Linked DNA regions of Homo sapiens: region 2 is linked to region 1. Evidence: chromatin contacts called from ENCODE Hi-C or POLR2A ChIA-PET data. All regions are on one chromosome and are shown on one strand. Each heading gives the region's core, a stretch centred on a gene start or an enhancer-like site at or near the end of the contact. The rest is flanking DNA. Distances are from core to core; before and after follow the strand shown.

What was found. A loop is a pair of places that touch in the nucleus more often than their neighbours do. ChIA-PET counts read pairs that join two places held with the same protein, here RNA polymerase II (POLR2A). Pooled maps may share reads with other maps.
Region 2: POLR2A ChIA-PET joins it to region 1 with 17 read pairs in A673. The contact joins the enhancer-like site here to the promoter of MMP12 in region 1. A Hi-C loop is called at or near these places in 2 of 50 pooled maps. POLR2A ChIA-PET finds 5 or more read pairs at or near these places in 2 of 52 experiments (A673 and Panc1).

What each region holds. Positions count from the first base shown.
Region 1 is chr11:102,872,465-102,877,707 of GRCh38, reverse strand. MMP12 (matrix metallopeptidase 12) reads left to right here and starts at 2,726. Exons shown (of 10, transcript NM_002426.6): 1 at 2,726-2,872; 2 at 4,596-4,843. The coding sequence starts at 2,771.
Region 2 is chr11:102,910,502-102,916,161 of GRCh38, reverse strand. No RefSeq gene overlaps it. Among named protein-coding and RNA genes, the nearest start is that of MMP12, 38 kb to the right of the region's middle. Within about 2 kb of position 4,189, at least 3 of the 41 ENCODE cell types and tissues checked have a DNase peak (open chromatin) inside an H3K27ac peak, as active enhancers do.

The DNA.
Region 1 (5,243 bases), core at 1,477-3,976:
CTTTCACACGCCAAGAGTCTGTCCATGGAGGAAGAAAACTTCAGCTAGTTCACCTTTCCTTTTATGGATGAAGAAATGGAAATTCAGAAAAGGGAAGTGAATTGCTTAAGGAGACATCTGGGAGATCTCCTGACCCTGTCCTGACTTGTTGCTATAACACATTTCATTTTGTCATTTTGATGTTTTTTCAAATTTGGGTCTTCTTATGAATATCTTTTTTTTTAAAGACAGGGTCTTGCTGTGTTGCCCAGGCTGGCCTCGAACTCCAGGCCCAAGAGATCCTCCCACCTCAGCCTCCTGAGTAGCTGGGACTACAGTTGTAAGCCACCCTTCCAAGTTCTATGAGTATCTTATTACTGCAAACACTACAAAAATAATACTGTGATACATACTTTCCTGCTTTTTAGTTAAAGCCATGCTATCCCCTTTGCTCTTGCAGGTGCCAGGAATAAGCAGACAGTCCTAGCAATATTGTAGGTGGATCTGGGTTCCCAAGGGTGGTAGCAGTTCAAGGTCTGTTCTCTGGAGGATAAACTTCTGCCATCTCCTCCCCTGCCATGGCCTGAGCAGTGCCCCGCTGCTAAGGTGACTTCAGCTGCTAGGGCTCCCCAGGAATTGGCCCAGAGCACCTCTGAGGAGCATAATGTTTGGAGCCATCTTAGGCAGTTGTGTTCACATAGAAAAATTATCTAGTCCTACGTGTACATCATAAGGTAGAGACAATGTGATGACATATACATATGTGCTGTTAGTGATTTGATTATTTTCCTGTTCTTACTCTCCAACAACAAGGTAAATATCTGGGGACAGAGAGAATGACTCAAGCATCTTTGAACTGACTTTGACTTTGCAGCCTGGTTTAATGGAAGCAGAAAGGCTTTGGAAACAGACTTGGCCTCAAACCTCAGCTATGCCACCTACTAGTTGTGTGGCTTTGGATAAGTTAAGTTCAGTTTCCTCATCCATAAATGACTACTGTGAGGATTAAATAAGATGGTGCATGAAACTGCTGGCAGCTGTTAAAGCCTCTCCATAAATTTTAGTTCTGTTTCCTTTATAATACATAGATCAGGGTTTCTCAACATTTATTACTATTCCTGATAAAGAGGCTTTGTAGACACTTTAAAGATTTCCCCCCATACAAATTTAATAGCAGACATAAATTGTATATCTGCTCATGTGCTGTATGCATATCTGTCTTTTATACACAAAAATATATATTTTTGCCTTTGATGACCAATTTTTCACCCAGTTGGGGGTGATATCGCCCCCATTGAGAAAGGACATCTTAATGGAGTAGCCTGTAATCTACACCACAAGATCAGTAAGTGACCCATGACACCAGTGTCACCTGGTCTGATGTGGCATCTCACCAGAGGATTGATAACAATTTTCTGGAAAACATTTATAAAGCCAAGTGATCTGGATTTAGAGATACTATTTAGATCACAGAAGGCAAGTCTGTTAAACTTTGTGTCATTAAAAAGTGACATTCTCACAGCAGAATAACCAGCTGTATTTGTAGGTTAGATAGACACAGAGAAAACAAATCAATGGCTAGAGAGAGGAGAACAGATCAGCAAGAATCTGCATAGTTCTCTGCAAGAGTGAGGCAAGATAATTTTTAAATTGGAAAATTATTTTTTTCTATATTTTTCTCCTTTTCTTTAAGCCTCACTCAAGCAGCCAGCAGACTGTTTCCCAGGCCACTGAGGTGGGTAAGAGCAATGGCTAAATCTTAACACACTCTTACGTGCACCCTACCGCACCATCCAGACCGTCCCCATACAATCAGGAGGCAGCGAACTTATGGTGTGATTTGAAGGGGTGTTGAGTAGAATCTATCCTCACACCGCAGCACCACTGCTTGCAATTCTACCTTTGGAATTTTATTCCCTGACTTGTAAAAGTTTTTAGTGCTTAAATATTCTCTATTGAGTAAGAGACAGATTCTGTGCAATGGGACAATTAGGTCAAGAGGGAAAGAAGCTGAGGTGATAGGCAGATAGATTCCAGAGGCAAACTTTTCCCATCTGCTAAAGTTGAAAAGAGTTAACCCACATCCTACCAACGCTAGACAATCTAGGATGTAGGGAAAGTTTGTCTCTGGAATCTATCCAGGTACCCAGTTGGGACTGAGCTTCAGCTTAGATGTCTGAAGATGTTAAGTTATAGAATCAGGATCTGAGCCGGTACAACACGTGGAATAAACAATGAAGTCGATGTTACAAATTTTTTTTTGCTACATGTAAAATCTCTGTATCACATTTCTCTAGGGAGCTGGATTCCGTTTAGAAAGCACTCATTTACTCCAGGAAAAGGATTTTATTTAATCTTTCAACATTTACTTTAAAAACTTTTTTTTATCTATAATGAATATAAGGAAAGTATTATAATGAAAATCAAGAATATCAGGCTTTAAGAAAATATATTTTAAGTTCTCCTTCTCTTTTAGTTGCTTGATATTTCTTTTACAAGGGCTTATTTTGTAGGATAGGTGGACGTAGAGGCTTATTTATCATTTTGAAGGTACATACTCTGAATTGCTTGAGTGATGGACTAGATGCTAATTGATCCATTGTCGTCTGAATAAAGTCATGCTTTTGTTTGCATGTTTTTGAGATAGATCAAGGGATGATATCAACTATGAGTCACTCATAGGATTCATATTCACAGAACCCGGACTAAGGGCTATATAAAGAGGAACAGTTCAGGAACTTAGGCTAGAAAGGAACACAGTAAACTGAATTGATCCGTTTAGAAGTTTACAATGAAGTTTCTTCTAATACTGCTCCTGCAGGCCACTGCTTCTGGAGCTCTTCCCCTGAACAGCTCTACAAGCCTGGAAAAAAATAATGTGCTATTTGGTGAAGTAAGTATGGACACTACAGTATTTATCGAGCTTGATGTTTGTCTTTAAGATTTAATTGCATTAACCAGTTTGTTTGTTTGTTTGTTTGTTTGTTTGCTTTTACGTATCAGCTGAAAATTGGTCTAGGAGGCTGTCTGCTTTCAGTATTAAGTTTTACTTTGTCAAAGAGGAATATAAAAAAGAGGTATTGGTTTTGAAGGACTGTTATGAAATTGGCAAGTGAACTTGTTTCTTCTTCTAAAAACCTTTGGCCAAGAAATTTCCATTCAATATAATTGGAGTTCACTTCTGTTATGGTATTTTACACTAATCATTAAATGCCAGTTAATAATCTGAGATCTGAACAATGGCAGGATTAATATAACCACTTCAGGCTGCCATGATAATTTAAGCATATTCCCTTTACCCTCAGTCATCTCAGTTATATCTTTACAGCTTTTCTTTTTCTTTTTTATGGAGATGGGGTTCCACTATGTTGCCCAGGCTCGTCTGTAACTTCTGGGCTCAAGCAATCCCCCGCCTCAGCCTCCCAAAGTGATAGGATTACAGGCGGGAGCCACCATGCCAGGCCCCATCTTTATAGCATTCTTTATGGATTTTTTTCAATTCTTAAATTCTTTTCCTTAATTAAAAGAGTTTGGTCTCCCTATTTTCTAAGATGATTTTAACATTGAATTTATCATAGTTATCCATTTTGTTTAGCTTTGAGTTTTTAAGCAAGAAATTTGTGTCCCAACTTATATTAATAACATTAATAATTCATGTATCCTTTTGTTTTCTTTTCTTTTTCTTTTTTTTTTTTTTTTTGAGACAGGGTTTTACTCTGACACCCAGGCTACAGTGCAGTGGCACCATCTTAGCTCACTGCAACCTCCGTCTCCTGGGTTCAGGTGATCCTACTGACTCATCTTCCCAAGTAGCTGGGACTACAGGCATGTGCCACCACTCCTGGCTAATTTTTGTATTTTTAGTAGAGACAGGGTTTCACCCTGTTGCCCAGGCTGGTCTCAAACTCTGGGGCTCAAGCAATCCTTCCACCCTGGCCTCTCAAAGTGCTGGGATTACCGGTATGCACCACTGTGGCCAGCCTGGGTGACCAAGAGAAACTCCTCTGTCTTAAAAATGAATAAATGACGTTTTAAAAAAGATACTTCCACTGGGATTCCGGGAATAAATCTAGCTAATAGTTTATGACATGTCTTTGTTTTTTTGTTTGTTTTTGTTTTTCTTTTTTTTGAGACAGGGTCTGTGTCTGTCATCCAGGCTGGAGTGCAGTGGTACAATCACGGCTCACTGCAGCTTCTACCTCCCAAGCTCAAGTGATCCTCTCACCTCAGCCTCCTGAGTAGCTGGGACTACAGGCATGCACCAACGCTCTGGGATAATTTTTGTGTTTTTTGTACAGAGGAGGTTTCGCCATGTTGTCCAGGCTAGTCTTGAACTCCTGGGCTCAAGAAATCCTCCTGCCTCAGCCTCCCGAAATGCTGGGATTACAGGCCTGAGCTACTGCTCCTGGCTGACATGTCTTTGATAGCACAAAAAATTAAGGTTTTTTTTCCTGATTATAATTAATTGTCCAAAAAACAATAATCTAACCTGTGAGTAAGATGTGCAAAATTCCTGGTCCAAAAGCATCAGTGTGCAATTGAGTCATATATGTGGAGCTCCCAACAGAAATTTTCTGTGTGTACTTACACATTGCTGAATGTATTTTTTTTTCCAGAGATACTTAGAAAAATTTTATGGCCTTGAGATAAACAAACTTCCAGTGACAAAAATGAAATATAGTGGAAACTTAATGAAGGAAAAAATCCAAGAAATGCAGCACTTCTTGGGTCTGAAAGTGACCGGGCAACTGGACACATCTACCCTGGAGATGATGCACGCACCTCGATGTGGAGTCCCCGATGTCCATCATTTCAGGGAAATGCCAGGGGGGCCCGTATGGAGGAAACATTATATCACCTACAGGTAACGTTGGTGTATGTCGCCCTGTATTTTTCTACTTTCCCATAGGTCTGACTTCTAACCTGAACCAGTTAGACAGCCCTAAATCTGGAAGTAGATAAAGTAACCTCCCTCCATTGTTAATGCTATCTCTGCTAAAATTCATTTTCTCTAGAAGGAAGAATTGTTCACTCAGGGGAGAATTGTTTGGCTTGCCAGTCCAAAGCAGATTTTAAAAGCTGCAAATAGGCCAGGCACGGTGGCTCACGCCTGTAATCCCAGCACTTTGGGAGGCCAAGGTGGGTGGATCACGAGGTCAGGAGATGGAGACCATCCTGGCCAACATGGTGAAACCTCGTCTTTACTAAACACACAAAAAAATTAGCTGGGCGTGGTGGCGCGCACCTGTAGTCCCAGCTACTCA
Region 2 (5,660 bases), core at 2,940-5,439, 37 kb before region 1:
ATATTTTCTCCCATTCCATAAGTTGACTCTGTTGATGGCTTCCTTTGCTACACAGAAGCATTTTAGTTTGATGGTGTCTCACTCGTCTATTTTTACTTTTGTTGCCTGTGGTTTTAGGGTCATATCCAAGAAATCAATGTCAAGACCAATGTTATCAAGGTTTTTCCCTATGTCTCCTTCTAGAGTTTTTGTAGTTTCAGGTCATATATATATGTCTTTAATCCATTTTGAGTTGATTTTTGTGTATGGTATAAGATAAGGGTCTAATTACATTTTTTGCATGTGAATAATGTTTTCTCATTTTTAAAAGTTGAGTATTGAAATCTCCCACTGTTATTGTACTGCTATTTCCCTATTCACTTCTATCAATGTTTGCTACATATAATTGGGTCCTTGGATGTTGGTTGCATGTATGTTTATAGCTGTTTATCTTGCTGGTGAATTCACCTTTTTATCAATAAATAATGTCCTTCTTTGTCTTTTGTCATGATTTTTGACTTAAAGTCTATTTTATCTGTCTTTGAGTTCACTGATTCTTTCTTCTGCTTGACTAAGTCTGCTGTCGAACCCCTTATCTTAATTTGTTGGGCTACTATAACAAAACACCTTAGACTGTGTTGCTCATAAACAACAGAAATTTGTTTCTCAAAGTTCTGGAAATCGAGAAGTCCAACATCAAGGTGCCAGCAGATTTGGTGCCTGGTGAGGGCCCACTTTCTTCATAGAGGAAGATCTTTCCACTGTAACTTCACATTGTATTCTGCAGCTCCAGAATTTTTGTTTGGATCTTTTTTATATTTTCTCTTTGTTGACATTCTCATTTTGTTCATGTATCACTTTCTTGAGCTCTTTAAGCATCTTTATAACATCTTGACTTTTTTCAGGCAACTCATATACCTCTGTTTCTTTAGGATCATTTTTTGGAGGTTTATTTTGTTCCTTTGATTGGGCCAGGCTTTCTGTTTCTTTGTATGCCTTGTAACTGTGTTGGGATCTACACATTTGAAAAAACAGCCACCTCTCCCAGTCTTTATGGGCTGACTTTGAACAGGAAAATACCCTCACCAATTATCCCAGCTAGAGATTCTGGGGGTCTCTCAAACTTTTTCTGTGGGTGCATTATCTCTGTCTTTGAGCACATAAATTCTGAATTAGAGGGATTTGCCAGTTTATTTTTGGAGGAGCTCACGATCTCTTGCTCCCTCTGGTGTCTGTCTGCAACACTGAAGATTTTCTGGAGCTGCTTCAAGCTGCCCCATTCTGTTTTGGCTTTAGCAACCTCCAGGCTTCTAGCATATTCCAGGTCCTGTCAGTGCTGTGAGACTAGGGATACAGAAACCAGTGTCTTGGGCAGCTCCCAGAATAGTTGGAACATGGACATACATGGAATTCTTCTCTTTCTACCCCAACGAGGAGGCTATGGAGCTGTGTTGGCCTCTATCTGCTATACCACAGGTCCTCCTAAGCAGTATCAAGCTGCCCAATTCTTTTGTTGTCAGTGGTCCCTACATCTCTATATTGTCAGGTCCTGTCAGTGCTCTGAGACAGGTGAGACAGAAACCAATCCCTTGGCAGCTCCCTGAAAAACTAGAACATTGAACACATGCTCCAGTAATTTTCCTCCCCAGGGAAAAGCCAGGAGTTGGTGGTTTTCTCCTACTTATTTTACAATGAGCCAGGAGGAGCAAGTACATCAAGTGAGTGCTGCAAATCTTCACCTTTGTTCTTAGCAGCCTTCAACCTGACACTCTTTCCTGTCTGCACTTAGATTCAGGCAAGACAGAAACCAGTCCCTTGACCAGCCCCCTAAAGAGTCTGAATGTTGGATGTACTGTCTAGCCTTCTCTTTCCCTCCGCAAGCAGAAGACAGTAGCTAGAAGTTTTCTTTTGATAATTCACACTGAAATGGGAGAAAGGACTATGGTGAGTGAGTGCCATGAGTTTTTCTACTGGCTTTAGTGAGGCTGGTTTTGCCTTCCCTTGAAGTGCAGGAACCTCCTAACTTGTTTCTGGTTTTCTTATAAAGGGAATTGATTTATGTATTCTTGTTGATTCAGTGTCTCCCCGCAGGGAAGTAGAGTCTGGCCCTTCCTATTCTGCTATCTTGCTGACATAACCCCTTAGATGGTTTATATTTTGTGGTTTGCATCTTAATTTGCCAACACTCAGCAAAGTATAAATTTTACTGTATGAAAATTATACATATTTTACTGTATGAAAATTATACATAATTATGTATGTAAATTATACTTCAATGAATATGACTTAAAATAAACTAATAAAAAAATTAATGTAACAAAAAGTTTAAAAAAATCCAAACAACGATATAACCTAAACTCTCCTGGATATTCTCCCTTGATACCCAGCAATTTATGTATCATTAAGTTCCATTTAGAATACGGCTTTGTATCGATAAAATTTTCTTTTCTTTATATTTTTTTGGTAGAGATAGGATCTTCGCCATATTAGCCAGGCTGGTCTTGTACTCCTGGACTCAAGCAATCTGTTCACCTCGGCTTCCCAAAGTGTTGAGATTACAGGCGTGAGCCACTAAAATAGGCCAAAATTTTCGAATGTATGGTCTGTGCTTACCTCTGGTTTAAATTTTTTTTCTTTCTATTCTCAAGTATGATTTTAACCAAATTCTAAAATTTTCAATACCATGGAGAAGATATCATACAGGGTTCATCATTTCTAAATAAAAAGTAAATTTCATTCTACATTCATCACTGCATTCTCAGTGCCTGAAAAATGTCTGGTACATAATAACGTTCAGTAATTTTAAAAAATATATAAATGAATAGAATGTCCTTTGACAATTCACTGTCAAAGTGGTTAAGAAAATTAGGCTTCAGAGTTAGCTCCTGTTTTTGAATCTTGACTTTGCCAGTTAGAAGCTGTGTGGCCTTGGGTAGTCTGAGGCTCATTACCTCTGTTTGCAAAAGGGGATAATAATAATGCTTATGTCACATGAAAAGTGCTTGGCTTAATGAGAGCTTAACAAATGACACACTTCCCTTGTCTAAGTGTTGTTATTCAAATAATAATTTCTCATCAATTCTTTCCTACACATTTTCTTAATTGGCTGATTACTAGCAATCTGTGTTCATTCCAATCAATTTTGAGGAGACTTGAAATGCCAACAAAACTGTTTCTTTACAGCATTTCACTTTTACTCTCAAATATAATTACATTACTCATTTCCACTTTTAGCAGTTGATAGAACCTAGCAAATGACCAACATAAACTATGCCTTCAATAAATGTCATGTTCCTTATTCACATATTTATACCCACTGTGTTTAATTTTCTCAAAGTTCTTCACTTGGTACAAGAACTATATTAGAGTGGAGCCACCTCATCTCATCTATTCCTATCTCATTCCACTTGCTTTCCTGTTCACAAGCCTGACCCTAGCGGGCTTCTGGTCTGATTTCCTCTTGTTTCTCCAGTTCTAGTTTCCAGGAGGCTTTAGCTTCTGGCTCTGTTCTCTTGGGCTCCTCACCTTAGCTCTCCTTACAACCACTATTACTGATGAATCATAGGATATCTTTCTCCTCCATGCCTCATCCACCATCCACTGTCATGAAAGAAAAGCAACAGTTGATATCCTGCAGGCCCAGACGTTGACAGTGTTTGTTATATTTGCTTCAAGCTGTTGTTTTATTTCTATTAACAATAACTTATTATATATGTATGTACAGTATATTATTAAATATATTTATGTTGTAGGAAAAACTGGGTTCTTGTCACACGACCAAGAAAGATTGTTATGCGTGTCCGTGTGAAGAGACTGCCAAACAGGCTTTGTGTGAGCAATAAAGCTTTTTAATCACCTGGGTACGGGCGGACTGAGTCCGAAAAAGGAGTCAGCAAAGGGAGACAGGTGTGGGGCAGCTTTACAGGATTTGGGTAGGTAGTGGAAAATTACAGTTAAAGGGGATTGTTCTCTTGTGGGCAGGGGCAGGGGTCACAAGGTGCTCAGTGGGGAGCTCCTGAGATTCATTGTCCAGGAGAAGGAATGTCACAAGGACAATTGATCATTAGGGTGGGGCAGCAACAAATCTCTATGGTGGAATGTCATCAGTTAAGGCAGGAACTGGCTGTTTTCACTTCTTTTGTGGTTTTTCAATTGCTTCAGGCCATTTGGATGTGTTCGTGCAGGTCACAGGGGATATGATGGCTTAACTCGGGCTCAGAGGCCTGACAAAGATTAGGCTTGCAGACACTTTAAAGGGTGAAGAGGAACAGAATGTATTGGCTGAAAGGGAAAAACAACACAGCAAAATGCGATGAAGCCCTGCTAACAGGCTCTCCACCTCACCAATTGAATCCCAGGTTTCCGCACAGGAACAGGAGGGGCCAGGCTCCTTCCGACTACAAATGGCGTAAACTTCCGTGGCTCCACCCCGTTCTCCCAGTGCGCAGGCTGGTTGGAGATGCTCTGGTGGCCCCTTTATACTTGGCTGTCTCCTTTATATATAGTAATTTATAATATTTAATATTTCTATAATAATTTATTTCTTTGGCAAATATTTAATATACTTATCACAGAAAGACAATATTACAGATAGTGTTGAAGCTCCCCCTTCCCTATGAATCTAAAAGTTTTCTTTTTGAACTAAAACTTTGCTCATTGTTTTAGAGTGATGCATGTGTGACTGAAAATTACTTGGTAAAATTTAAGTAGCTCCTAAAGAGTGTGGTGATGAGATCAGCTTAGGAGTCCTTCTCTTCTCTCTTTTTTTGAAGCATGCCTACCAGAAGCTTCTGGTAGGGGGCCACACTATGAGAATTACTTACAGTTTTACTCCTACTCTAATTATCCTCACTTAACGCAACTCAAAATTTGCATAAATCAACAAAGCTTCAGAATGCATTTCTGCTGCTCTTCAACAAGACCTGGAGACTGACACTCACTTCTATACAATAAAAGCAGGCAGATGATTTAGCTTTATTGAACCATAAACTTTTGTGACAGAACCAATTTCCTTCTTTTTCATTCTTCCCCTTTTAGGAAAAGCATATTTTTATTTGTTTGTTTTATAGCAAAATATTACATTAGTTTTGCCTTGAGATGAAGTCAAAATTAGCAACAGAAAGTTTTCTTGATCTTGTAGACCCTCCATCTGAATAGGAAGCTAATGCTGGAGAGACCTGACACTTCATTTCCAGTAGAGTTAGGGCTGAGCAGGAATTGATGCAGGCAGGAAGGGATGGAAAAAAGACCCTAAGAAATGGAAGGGGTCTGAGGCTATCCCTTCTGAAGCACATTCCATTCCAGACAGAAAGGTGATAGGAAAATGGAAGGACCATTTTTTTTTATTGTACTTTAAGTTCTAGGGTACATGTGCACAACGTGCAGGTTTGTTACATATGTATACATGTGCCATGTTGGTGTGCTGCACCCATTAACTCGTCATTTACATTAGGTATATCTCCTAATGCTATCCCTCCCCGCTCCCGCCACCCCATAATAGGCCTCGGTGTGTGATGTTCCCCTTCCTGTGTCCAAGTGTTCTCATTGTTCAATTCCCACCTATGAGTGAGAACATGCGGTGTTTGGTTTTCTGTCCTTGTGATAGTTTGCTAAGAATGATGGTTTCCAGCTTCATCTGTGTCCCTACAAAGGACATGAACTCATCCTTTTTATGGCTGCAT